Regions from separate parts of the Homo sapiens genome. Here region 2 is linked to region 1. Evidence: chromatin contacts called from ENCODE Hi-C or POLR2A ChIA-PET data. All regions are on one chromosome and are shown on one strand. Each heading gives the region's core, a stretch centred on a gene start or an enhancer-like site at or near the end of the contact. The rest is flanking DNA. Distances are from core to core; before and after follow the strand shown. Region 1 holds the start of LAMB3 (laminin subunit beta 3). Region 2 holds the start of FLVCR1-DT (FLVCR1 divergent transcript).

The links. A loop is a pair of places that touch in the nucleus more often than their neighbours do. ChIA-PET counts read pairs that join two places held with the same protein, here RNA polymerase II (POLR2A).
Region 2: a loop to region 1 is called in a map of Caco-2, with 11 times the contacts of the local background. The contact joins the promoter of FLVCR1-DT here to the promoter of LAMB3 in region 1. A Hi-C loop is called at or near these places in 1 of 168 maps with a recorded cell type or tissue (Caco-2). POLR2A ChIA-PET finds 5 or more read pairs at or near these places in 1 of 52 experiments (activated CD8-positive, alpha-beta memory T cell).

The regions. Positions count from the first base shown.
Region 1 is chr1:209,651,175-209,658,056 of GRCh38, reverse strand. It overlaps LAMB3 (laminin subunit beta 3), which reads left to right and starts at 5,632. Exons shown (of 23, transcript NM_000228.3): 1 at 5,632-5,688. RefSeq lists enhancers at 632-701, 162-1,361, 4,931-6,130.
Region 2 is chr1:212,853,037-212,859,387 of GRCh38, reverse strand. FLVCR1-DT (FLVCR1 divergent transcript) reads left to right here and starts at 1,250. Exons shown (of 2, transcript NR_027286.1): 1 at 1,250-1,622; 2 at 2,470-2,784. FLVCR1 (FLVCR choline and heme transporter 1) reads right to left here and starts at 1,113. Exons shown (of 10, transcript NM_014053.4): 1 at 198-1,113. The coding sequence starts at 935. It also overlaps the pseudogene RPS28P2. RefSeq lists silencers at 663-872, 953-1,012.

The sequences.
Region 1 (6,882 bases), core at 4,383-6,882:
CAATTTAAACTAATGCCAATTTAAACTACGTGTTAGGACACTTAGTTTGTCTGTCTAGTAGCCCTTTCAGGGATCATATTTAGAATTTGAAAGTCCTGTGGGGCAGCCCTGTGAGAGCTTCAAGAGCAGATTTCAGGACACAAAAGCCCCAGCTCGCTCTCAGCCATTGCTTTCCCTTCTTCTTCCCCAGAAGCTCCCGACCTGTCAGACCCACCATGCCACGTGGCTATGTGCCCCTTCAGACAGCTGTATGTCTCTCTCCTCTCATGGAGGCTGGACCATGGCCACATGGCCAACTACACATGGCAAATGTTATCCAAAGGTCATAAAGGTCGGACTTAGATCCCAATAACCTAATCCCCAGAGGTCAATGACCAAATAGAATCACAGAATAGAGACAGAGGTGACTGGGGTTAGAGGAGGGGGTGTGGCGATGGGCCAGCCTGTCTGCCAGAGGAATGTCAGGAAATATGGGAGGGGATGGAGGTGGTAAGAATGAAAAGATTCTTCTGTCTTCTCTGGGAGCCAGCCAGCCATGGGCCAGCATATGGCTCCACCAGGCTGTAGGCTGTACTGGGCTGTACCCCTCAGGAGGGCTGGGCCATTTGGAGGGCACACTGGGAGACAGAGCAGAAGGAGCTGTAGCCTGTGAGGTGGCCCAGGCTCTTGACCTCAGGGCAGGGGATCTCCTTCCTTTGGCAAAGGGGAAGTTGTGTCATCCTCTCGTCACGTCCTCTGCTTCACCTTGTCAGCTCACCAGAATGTTGCGGTCACCTTCTGTCCACGCCTCCTGGCGTGCTCCTGTCCTTAGTCAGAGCCACCCCTGTTGGTATGAAGGAGGAAACCCTGCTGGTATGTGCTGGAGCCTCTGAGATGGAAGAACTGGAGGCCAGCACCTTCTCCATCTGTGCCCATAGAAGAGAGGTTGTCAATAAGGAAAACAAATAAGGAGGTAGCACCTGGTGGGGTTTGTTCTAGATGTCTCTACAGCATCAGTGTCACTCCTGGAGCCCCTAGACAGTATCAGTGCTCCTAGGTTTGGAACAAGGGCACAAAGAGGAGGTTTTTTGTTGTTGTTGTTGTTTTAAGACAGGGTCTCACTCTGTTGCCCAGGCAGGAGTGCAGTGGCCCAATCTCGGCTCACTGCAACCTCCATCTCCTGGGTTCAAGCGATTCTCCTGCCTCAGCCTCCCGAGTAGCTGGGATTATAGGCACCCACAACCATGCCCAGCTAATTTTTGTATTTTTAGTAGAGACGGGGTTACACCACGTTGGCCAGGCTGGTTTCGAACTCCTGACCTCAAGTTATCCAACCACCTTGGCCTCCCAAAGTACTGGGATTACAGGCGTGAGCTACGGCGCCTGGCCAACAAAGAGGAGTTTTTAGACATTGGGAGACATGAGGTCCAGAGTCTGGTGAACTCTGGCCAAGGATTAGCCAGGGTGCACTCTGGGAGTTCAGGTGATATGGCCCATCTTTGGCCCTGTGTAATGGTTAAGAATATGCGTGCTGGAGCAAAATGGCATGGGCTCAAATCCCCAGTTACTAGCCAAGGCCAAGTTATCGAAAATGTGCCTCATTTTCCTTGTCTGCAAGATAAAGATAATTGTCTATCCCCACAGAGTTGTGGTGGGTATTAAGTGAGTGGATACATGCAAAGGGCTCAGAACAGTGCCTGGGCACAGCAAGCACTCAGCAGATATCAGCTGTAGTGATTTTAGGCCGATTGCCTGATTGCTCCCAGTCCTCGGGCTCAAGCTGCATGCACAGTTGTCCACTGGGTAAACATTCAGGTTGGATAGGTGAGGGTGGGGAGAGGAGAAGGGCTATGGAAGAGTCACTCATGACAGGCGACTTCTGTCCTGCTTAGCCTCCCCTCTCCTGAGGCTGGGCTCCTATCTGTGCCTCCGTAACACACCAGGCCCACTTTCTCTCCCTGGTTCCTGGGGAGGCACAGAGAAGAGTGTGACCAGTTGTCTGGACAGCTGAGCAGTTGTGTTGTAGTGCAGGGCAACGCAAGCTTTAGTCACATGGCAAATCCCCAGGGCCGTTCCTGGAGTCCACCCTGTCCCACAGACGAGGACTCAGCCATGATTCACTGTATTCAGGTGTGGCCTGAGCTTGAGTCACCTGGTGCCCCTTCCTCCAACACCTGAGAGTCACAGCCTGGACCAGGTTCTCCTATGCCCCCTGAACCTCTTCTCTCTCCTTTTCTTCCTCCTTTTCTCCTTCCTTTGTTCCCTATCCCTTGATCTCTGATTGATCAGATCTTGGCTGATCTCCCTAGCGACTTGGACGGTTTGAGCCTGACAGATGGATAATAGACACAGTAGCTTATAATGCCACCCCCACACCCTGTCAGAGACATTGCCAGGAATGACTGAGAAGCAGGCAAAGAAGGAGACTGCCTCTGTCAATATGGTGACATTTCTGTAATTGGAGATAGGTGCCTCAAAAAAGACCTCCGCACTCTGGCTGATACAGGAATTTCCACTATTAGTAATCCATCCCAGTGCCCAAAGCCTGGATTGTCCCCTCTGAGAATGCAACTACACATCAACGGCACAGGGGATGCATTGAACTGTATCAATTGTTTGTACTTTAGTGTGGATCCATTCATTCCACAAGTATTGAGCACCTACTATGTGCCAGGCACTTGGAAAACAGTAGTGAATAAGATAGAAATCTCTGCCTTCTTGGATATTACATTCTAGTTGGGAAGAGACAGAAAATAAACATAAGCAGATAAATTATATAGTTGGTTAGAAGCTGGTACATGATGCCCCCCTACCAAATAAGTAAATAAATAACTCACCAAAATATAGGGTAGGTGGGGTTAGGAGTGTTAGGATGGGGGACAGGGATGGGGCAGGGAAGTTGGCTGTAATTTTAATAGTGTGTTTAGGATAGGCCTCATTGAGAAGTTAGGATCTGAACAAAGACTTTGAAAGAGGTCAGAGAGTTAGCTTTGTAGATATCCAGGGGCAAGACCGTTCCAGGCAGCAGAAGCAGCTGGAGCCAAAGCCCTAAGCCTGAGCTAAGACAGGGATAGAGGCCATTGTAGTAGAGGTGAAGAGTAATGGGAGGAAGGTGGTGTAGGGTCCCCTAGACTCTGAAAAAGCTCTGGCCTTGGCCCTGAGTGGGATAGGGGCATGTGAAGATTCTGAGCTCGGGGTGCATAACCTGCTGTGTTGGGACTTGACTGTATATCAGTGAGGAGGCTGTTGCAGACGTCCCAGGAAAAGAGGCTCAGGCCAGGAGGGAAGAAGTAGATTCTGATTATTATTGGAAGGCAGAGCTGACCGAATTTGCTGATGGAGTGATGAGGTTTGAAAGATACTGAAGTCTGGGATGACTTCACTAGCCACTTTCCTGAGCACACATTCTAATAAGTCAAGGCTCTAGGGCAGATAAGTGCTCTGTTGTAGGAGGATGGGCGCAGGGAGAGAGGAAAGGTGTGCACACAGGGGAGGCTGAGGGGCTCCAGCCACAGTACCACACCCCTTTAATCTTAGCTGGACCCTGATCTGGCCTCAGGCTCTATTTTAGGCTACTTGACTGAACAAATTGGGTTCTGAAGCTCCAGAGCTTGTGCCTGGAGCCCTGGAGTTCTTGGGGGACTGGATCCCCACTTGGAAATGATCAGTGTCCCTCAGGAGTGAGGCTGGCTGGGCTGCTCTTGGGGGTCTGCATAAACAGCTTCCTGGACTTTGCCGGGAGTGTAGGGGAGAGCCAAGCACAGCAATTGGCATGTCCCTCCTGCGAAGCCAAACCACTCCAGGACCTGCCCAAGCCTGTGAAGTCTGAGACACCGAATGTGTATTTACCTGGGCTCATGGCCTCAGATAAAGGGAGGAGGAGGAGGATTTAAGGGGCCCCAGCTACTCATGGTGAGGCCCACCGCACACCTGCCCTGCCTTTTCTCCTCTGAGGATCTGGGATTGCAACACCTGCTCTCTTCTGCTGAGTTAATTATTAATGAGTTCTTTGTCACATCCTCTGGTGATGGGCAGAGGGCGAAAGTTTCATGAGCGCTCTGAGTTCAGGGAGTTGGGGAAGTGGAGAGAAAGAGACCACCAGGTGGGAGAACTGAAAACACAGGTGTGTCAGAGTCAGAGCTGACCTTTCTCGGTGGGGGACTTGAGGGAGGTCTCTCTGTGTTGAAGGGACACTGCTTCTACTGACCTTACTTGCTGAGTTGAGCTAGATTTCACTGGAATGCTTACAGGGGGCAAGACTCTAACATTTATTGGACTATCAATTATGCATCAACTTACATCAACAACTCACTGCCCACTTGCTAATTACACTATTTCTTCTGCCTACCTGAACTTATGCTTAATTCGAATCTGAGGGTTAGAAATGCCCAATTTAATCCACAAAATTCTACATTTCCCCCTTAAGGGTCTTCAAGCCAATTTCTTGGACATAACCCTCCAATGGTGGAGAACTTTCTGTTTAGGAGACACTAACAAAGTGGAATCGTAGTTAAGAAGCTCCTTTAAATAGTAGCTTTGAGGTCCTAGCATTCCAAAACGGTGCCAGTGCAGGCTCTCCAGGGCCAAGATATGGACTGGCTGACCCTCCAGGTTTCCCTAAAAGCTCTCTGACCCTAACCTGGGGGAAAGAGTGTCCTGTGAGACCAGCCTCTCAATTTGGACCTGCCACTTCCATTTACAGTGGCTGGAAGCCCAGGATCCCTGAGCAAGGAGCCCACAAAAGAAGCTGTGTTCTCAGGCCTGGCAGGAGGCCAGGGAAAGTCTGTTTTGACTTTGTCAGTCAAGCTATGCTTCAGCCTTTCCTTCCACCACTTGTGGTCAGGTCTGTTTTCTGGCCCTCCAGGCGGGCATTCCTGCCTAGGGAGGGAGGGGCTAGGAGACTAACCCTCCCCACAGGTGGGAGGAGTGACTCACAGGCAGCTACCTGTCCCAGGGCTCCCTGCCAACCCTGTGGAGGGAGCTGGAGGCGAGCCATTTAGTTACTCTGCTCATTTCTCTTAAGCTTTCCTTGGATGAGTTGAGCTTTGAATCCTTCCTGATGAACCTTGCCTTTTAAGGATCCTCCAAATGCCCCAAGAAGCTGGGATTTTTCATTTTTTTTTTCACTGGGGAGGGGAATGGTGCTTTCCAGGGTCCTGGATGTTTGAGTCTTCTCACCTTCCAGCCCGGTGATATGTCTGGAGCTTTAACTCTCTATATAAGCCCTAATCTTTGTGTTCTCTGCCTGATCTTCTGTCTGGGGTGGTCCAGGTCACAAGAAGAAGCTGACCCCTGCTGGCTTTGGGAAAATGCTGAGTTCATTGCCTGGCACAAATGCAAGGGCCCTTCCCCACCCTGTGAATTCTGGTCTCTGATGATCACTTACATGTGCCTTGTGCTTTCTGTTTGAGGGGCCCCTTGCAGCCCCCACAGGCAGGTGGGCATTGTGGAGCTCACTACAAGAACTCTGGGACGGACCGACCAACCCACTTGCCCAGTCCCGTCCTGGGAGGTGGGGGTGCAGTGACGACAGATGGGTGTGACGGCTGCCAGATTCCTGAGACCCGCCCTGCGGTGGGGCTACACCCAGCCAGGGAGTCTCCAGAGGTGAGGCTGTTGTTTAAAAACCTGGAGCCGGGAGGGGAGACCCCCACATTCAAGAGGAGCTTTCAGGCGATCTGGAGAAAGAACGGCAGAACACACAGCAAGGTATGTTACCTGTCTTTACCTGCCTGGTGCGGGCCGGATGCGGGAGGAGGACTGTATCTCTGGATGCCTGGGGCCTGGTTTCAGGGCCTGATTTATTCCTCTTCCTGGGAGCTCACTCAGGTGAGCTAGGTTAAAATGTCTGCTACAGTTTTGATTTCTTTTTCACATTTGATAAGCACCTCAGTGGCTTAGAAGAAAGCAGGTTCAGATCCGGGGTTGAGCACAAAAGAGAAGTGAGAAGGGTGGGCTGGCCTGGCTCAGAATGCCTACTTGCAGGGGGATTTTCAGTCAGGGGTGGGAAAGCTGAGAAAGCACTGGATGAAAGTCAGAAGATGGGTCTCTCTTAGGCCATCGTTAGCTGTGGGACCCCAGGCCACATGTTCCCTCCCTGGGCCCATGACTCTTTTAGGAGAGGGATTGGAAGGAATGATTTTGAAGCATTAGGATCTATAATTTAAAGATGCCAGAAATGTCCTCAATTTCCCCCCCCGCCCCTGCCTTGCCAAGCCCCCAGCCCTCCACCCCAGCCAAAAGAGTTTGTGGCTGTCATTGGAACAGAGTGAACATCCAATTCAAGGCAGAAGGGTCACTGCATGAGCAAGGGTGGGGCATGTTTCCACAAGGCAGGCCTGCCTCTGGGACCCCACGGTGGCTTTCGAGCATCCTTCCCCAGCCTCCTTCAGAATCCCTGCTTTGTGGCCTCCCAGCCCCACCCCTCTTGTCGAGCCCCAGCCCATCATTGAAGACATTTTGGGTTGCTTCCCTTTCAGAAGAAACCCTCACTCACTTGTTAAAGACAGCCATACATCTCTCCCTGTTGCATCCCAGAATTGTGGGCACAGAGCCTCAAACTCAAAGTGGCCCTGAATGGTATTGGAGGCCATGCCCGTGACAGGAGAAGGTTTGCCTCCAGGCCGTCAGCCACTCTGACTCATTCACTTTGGGCGGGGCTGGGTTGAGGCTGCTGGTCTAGGCCCTGAGAAAAGCCAGCCCTCTCTCTTGGGGCTGGAACTAGGTCTTGGCCCTTTCTACAGCTTTTCTCCTGCAAAGGGTCCAGCCTTTTCCTGCTCCCCACGTTGTCCTTACGGCTGTGTGGGGTAGGGCAGGGTCCACACTCCTTCCCATCCATTTTAGAGGAGGAAGCTGGAGTCTGGGAAGGGATGGGATTTTCCCAGGGCACCCTGTGAGTCACAT
Region 2 (6,351 bases), core at 1-2,500, 3.2 Mb before region 1:
TTGGAAAATTTTGTCCTTACAAAGAAATTTATAGCCCACTTCAATCCAAGACGGCCTCCTATTCAACGGCTTCATCTCCTCTTTTATAGACAAATACCTCCTGGGGCAGTTCATCCATACAGGCCATAGTTCTCACGGCCTATGACTTTTTCCGGTCTTTTAAGGATCTGACTTTCACCTACCACTCCAGTACTTACCTGATTGCCCAGCACGGCGGTGGCACAAGCTGTGGACACCTCTTTGGGCCCAAACCACACTGAGGCGATGCGGGAGGGCAAGCCCAGGATGAACACCTGGGCCACCGAGCACAAGCACTGGCCCAACATGGTGACCCAGAAGAGATGCTGCTGCACACTGCCGCACTTGATCCAGGCACCCAGGCAGTTGAGGCCGGAGCCCAGCAGGGCGGTGAGCCGCAGGCCTCTGGTGTCCAGCAGCCAGGTGGCCGGGAAGATGAGGGGCACGTAGGCCAGCATGTACACCATGGACAGCCAGTCGATGTGCAGCAAGGTGACACCGTAGAAGCCCTCGAAGACGTTGCTAATGATGCTGTACTGGATCCACTGAAAGGCGTTGACCAGCGAGTACAGGCTGAAGATCAGGAGCACCACGAAGCGCCGCGGGGAGAGCGCCGTAAGGGGCAGCGGGCTGCTCTCGGCCCCCGGGGTCTCAGCTCCCGCGCCCGCAGGCAGCAGCCGGGCCTGGGTCTCCTCTTCTGGGGCCAGTGGAGTCTGAGGCCCGCCCAGAACTCCCGAGGCGGCAGCGAGGCTGTCCCGGGGGGCCCCATTCACCGGGAAGGTGCCCGCTTTGGGCCCGTTCTGCAGCTCCACGCTCTCCTTCCCAACGGGCGCGCCCCTCGGCAACGGGAGGTATCCTTTCGCGAGCGGGTGTCCGGGCGCCACCGCCGCCCCCTCCTCATCGTCTGGCCGCGCCATATCCCAGGCTCCCCGGCGCCACCTCGCTCCCCCGCCCCACTCCCCGACTCCGCTCTCCCGGCCCACAGCCCGAGGTCCTCCTGGGGCCCCACCTCCAACCCCTCGGCCCACCGCTCCTTCCCCGGTGGCGCGCGCCGCGAACCGCAATCCGCGCTACCGCGTGAACAGATGAAGGTCTCCTCCCCCGCGCCGCGCGGCAGTCACCCCTTGTCTGGTCCCGCCCCTAGAGTCGCGCGTCCTGCATGACTACGGCCCTCCGGCCAATCAGCGTGCGCCTTTGTCCGGCGCGAGAGCCAGTCGGGGAGCTACCGGGCGAGAACTTCGGGAGGCGGGGGAGGAAAGCGGCCGGCGAGCGCTGGCTGACATTTTCCTGCCCGGAAGGATGCATGGCCCGGGGTCTCCTGCACCTGAGGGTGGGCGGGAGGCGGCCCCGCGGGTTGTGTTGCTGGAAAAAGGGGTCTCGATCCAGACCCCAAGAGAGGGTTCTTGGGTCTACTTCAGGGAAGAATTGGAGGCGAGTCACAGAGCGCAGTGAAGGAAGCAAGTTTATTGGAATCTACTCCGTTAGAGAGTGCAAGTCCTCAGACTGCAGGAGGAGGAACTCCCGTCCTTCGGTAGTGTCACTACTTAGAGGCAGCTGTGAGGAGCTGTGATTAATCGTGGAATGTGCTGATGTGCCCACTAAAGGTAGGGGCTGTTGGTGCACTAATGACCATTAATCCTTCAACCTAAGCCTGCGCATTGACGTTATCTCTGAGTAGAGGGCTGGGCCGGGCTCGGTGGCCACGTCTGTAATCCCAGCACTGTGGGAGGCCGGACAGGAGTCTCCCTTGAGCCCAGGAGTTCGAGACCAGCCTGGGCAACATACTGAGATGCCATCTATTTAAAAAAAAAAAAAAAAAAAAAAAAGCCAGTAGCCAGGCGTGGTGGTGCATGCCTGTAGTCCCAGCTACTCAGGAGGCTGAGGCAGGAGAACTACTTGAACCTGGGAGGCGGAGGTTGCAGTGAGCTGAGATCGCACCACACTGCCCTCCAGCCTAGCCTGGGCGACAAAGTGAGACCTTGTCTAAAAAAAAAAAAAAAACTCAGGACATCTGGACAATTCCGCAGACTTGGTGGGAGATGTCCTGTATGGCCATAAATATTGTGTAATTATAATTGTTGGTCAGCTTAGAATGCGGCTATTTTCAGACCTTTAGCATTAACCTTATAGGTGCCTTGTGAGTGCCTAGTTACTCACTTTAACATGCAGTCGCTCTAGCCATGTTTTATTAAACCAGATGCCTGGTAAGCAGTGGCTCCTCTAACAAGTGGGCAGCTTGGAACTGGGAACGAGAGAGCCACCGAAACAGAATGAGGGAGACAAAGAAGTGGGCATCACCCTTAACTCCACAAGGGCTTCCCAAGGGCGCTGTACCGTACGCAGGCCCAGGACGAACTTTATTTCTCGCCCCAGCATCGCTGTCCTTGTCGGTGAGACCCTGGCTTTAGGGCAGACAGGACCACGTTTCATAAGTTCATGCTGTCCCAGCAGAGGAATAACGCCAGAAAGTGTTCCAGTACAACCAGAGAAAGAGAGTCCATGAGAAATCTGCCCTTGTGAAGTTGGAATCCCCTCAACCTCACCCCGCTGACTTGAATGAAGCGACTGAGACGGGCTATGATGGAGCAGATCCGGTTGCTCGACCTTCTCCCTTGCACCAACACATGTAGTTAATAGTTACTGGACATGCATATTCAGTGGGTTCCAGGTACCAAACTTGTATTGAATGGTATGTGCCAGACACCGTCTTGAGATCTGGAGAATAAAAAAATAAAAAAATAAAAACGAGACATCCAGAGCACAGTAGCCTTGCGGTCTTCCTGGAACTAGAGAAAATTCAGCCCTTCTGCTCCTTGGGAAGCTATGTTTGGGAAAAAAAAAAAAAGAGAGAGAGAGAGACTCCAAAGAGTTTGTTATTAAATTTAAGTTCAAACTAGGTGTATATAGTACAAAAGTTCTTACCATGCATTTAATCTTAAAATGTGCTGATATCTAGAACCCTAAAACCCTGCACTTTTTTATTGCCTCTTACATTATTATTTTGGTCATGTATGAAATATATCAGGCATCTCTCGGTACAGGTGAAATGCTACATGTTCTAAACTAAGGAATAAGTGCATTATTATAATGTCTTCCTTGGCCAAACTGTATAAATCCCCCCCTCCGCCCGCCCCGGCCAACATCCCTTCCCTGCTTTTTTTTTTCTTTCTTTCCTAGTGCTTACCTTCACCTAAAATGTCCTATATTTTTACTTTTTTTTTCTGGTTATTTTCTTTCTTTCTTTTTTTTTTTGACAGTCTTGCTCTGTCACCCAGGCTGGAGTGCAGTGGCGCGATCTCGGCTCACTGCAACCTCCACCTCCCAGGTTCAAGCGATTCTTCTGCCTCAGCCTCCCGAGTAACTGGAACTACAGGCCCGCGCCATCATGCCTGGCTAATTTTTGTATTTTTCTTTAGTGGAGACAGGGTTTCACCATATTGGCCAGGCTGGTCTTGAACTCCTGACCTCGTGATCCGCCCGCCTCAGCCTCGCAAAGTGCTGGGATTACAGGCCTGAGCCACCGAGCCTGGCCTCTTTCTTTCTTTTCTTTCTTTCTCTCTCTCTTTCTTTCCTTCTCTCTCTCTCTCTCGGCTGACCACCAAGCCTGAGTACTTTTTGTATTTTTTGTAGAGATGGGGTTTTGCCACATTGCTCAGACTGGTCTCAACTGATCAGCTCACTTCGGCCTCCCAAAGTGCTAGGATTACAGGCATGAGCCATTGTGCTGGGCCTTTTTCTGGTTATTTTCTCCCTGCCCACTAGAATGTGAGTTCCATAAGGGCAGGGCTGAAAGTTTTGTTGCTTTTTGCTACCGCTACTATTTTTCAAGAATTTGTAACCAGTGTACTTTGTGCGAGTACCTAGCACATAGTAGCTGTTCAATAAATATTTACTGAGTACAGCTAATGAATACTGAATTACCGTGAATATTTTAAATAATTACTTGCTTTGTAAAGAAATCTATTTCTTCTCTCTGCCCAACTGCTGCTGCATCGCCATCACAGACACCAGCCATGTGCAGCCTATCTAGCTAGCCAGGGTCACCAAGGTCCTGGGCAGAACCAGCTCTCAGGGACAGTGCATGCGGGAATTTATGGAAGACACAAGCCACTCCATCATCCACAGTGTAAAAGACCCCATGCGCAAGGGCTATGTGCTCACCCTGTTGGAGTCAGAGCGAGAGGCCTGGAGGTTGCACTGAGCTTGGCTGCTCACTGGGTCTTGGATGTTGGGTTCGACCACTTGGTCCATGAGAATGCTGTGCCATGATCTGCTCCTTTATTTTATTTGCCAGCCGCACAGGAATTGAGATATGCATTTAAATAAAGTGTTTGTGTGCCAAATTAGAAAGAAAAGAAAGGAAAGAGACAAAGAAAGAAGAGAGAGAGAAAGAAAGAAAGAGAGAAAAAGAAAGGAAGGAAGGAAAAAAGGAGGGAGGAGAGAAGGAAGGAAATCTTTTTTTAAATTATTATTATTATTTTTTTTTTTTTTTTGAGACGGAGTTTCGCTCTTGTCACCCAGGCTGGAGTGCAGTGATGCGATCTCGGCTCACTGCAACCTCTGTTTCCGGGGTTCAAGCGATTCTCCCTCCTCAGCCTCTCAAGTAGCTGGGATTAAGGCGCCCACCACCACGTGAAATCTGTTTCTTAAAAAAAAAAAATCTTGGCCAGGTGCAGTGGCTTACGCCTGTAATCCCAGCACTTTAGGAGGCCGAGGCGGGTGGATCACGAGGTCAGGAGATCAAGACCATCCTGGCTAACACGGTGAAGCCCATCTCTACTAAAAATACAAAATATTAGCCGGGCATGGTGGTGGGCGCCTGTAGTCCCAGCTACTCGAGAGGCTGAGGCAGGAGAATAGCGTAAACCCAGGAGGTGGAGCTTGCAGTGAGCCGAGATCGCGCCACTGCACTCCAGCCTGGGCGATAGAGCGAGACTCCGTCTCAGAAAAAAACAAAAACAAAAACAAAAACAAAAAAAGTCTTGCAAACTTCCAGAAGGAAGGGAAGGAGGGAGTGAAATCTATTTCTTTCTCTTTTCCTTTTTCTTTTTTTGACACAGAGCTTTGCCCTTGGAGTCCAGGCTGGAGTGCAATGATGAAATCTCAGCTGACTGCAACTTCTGCCTCCCGGGTTCAAGTGATTCTCCTGCCTCAGCCTCCCAAGTAACTGAGATTACAGGTGCCCACACCCGGGTAATTTTTGTATTTTTAGTAGAGACAGGGTTTCTCCATGTCGGTCAGGCTGGTCTCGAACTCCTGACCTCAGGTGATCCACCTACCTCAGCCTCCCAAAGTGCTGGGGTTACAGGCATGAGCCACCGTGCCCGGCCACCATTCTAATTTCTTAATCTTGTCTTCTTTCTCTGGCTTCAGTGGTAGATATTTATTAACCAGTTTAAACATGAGTCATTATTTATATCAAATGTTTGGATGTATAACGTAAAATGAACCTTAATCTCTGTCAAAAAAGATACTACTGGGAGCATCGTTTGGCTGGGAGTCAAGATGAGATTGAGCTACTTTATGGGTGTGGAATGCCAAGTCAGAGAGATTTGAATAAGTAACACTTCAGCAATATGAGATCTGGACAGCATCCAGGAGCCAAGGTCCAAGATGCTAATAGGAGTGATGTAGCTGTCCCTGAACAAAGGTTTGCCACAGTTTACGAGCCTCAGAGGTTAAGATGCAAACCAGAACAATGCTATTGGATGTGCAATCCATGATGTTTCATGGGGAGGTGGGTAGATTTGGGCAACCTTGCCTTCAGTTTACTCCTACTAGCATCAGGCTCTGTCCACCTGATCAGCAGAGGCTATATGGTTCTATTTTGTGAAAAGATCAAGTTGGAAATGGAGGAGTAGAGGAGAAGGTTGGAAATCAGAATCCTCCCACATGTATTCTTCCCTCCATTGAGACATTTTATTTGTATATATTTATTCCTGAAAAAAAAAAAAAAAAAAGAGTCCCAGGATTTTTTCTCCTGTGTTTTTGTCTTGTTTCTTCTCGGTCCATGATGCCAGTTGAGGTCATCAGTACAGCGAAACCAAACTGGTGAGATGGGAACAAATTATTCTGTCACTTTTCTAGATCTTTTTATTTATTTTTTTATTTATTTTTTGAGATGGAGTCTCGCTCTTGTTGCCCAGTCTGGAGTGCAATGGCGAGCCTGGGTTCAAGACCAGCCTGGGTAACATGGCGAAACCCCTTCTCTACCAAAAAAATACAGTATTTAGCTGGGCCTGGTGCATGCCTGTAGTCCCAGCTACCTGAGAGGCTGAGGTGGGAAGATCGCTTGAGCCCAGGAGGTCAAGGCTGCAATGGGCTGAGATCACG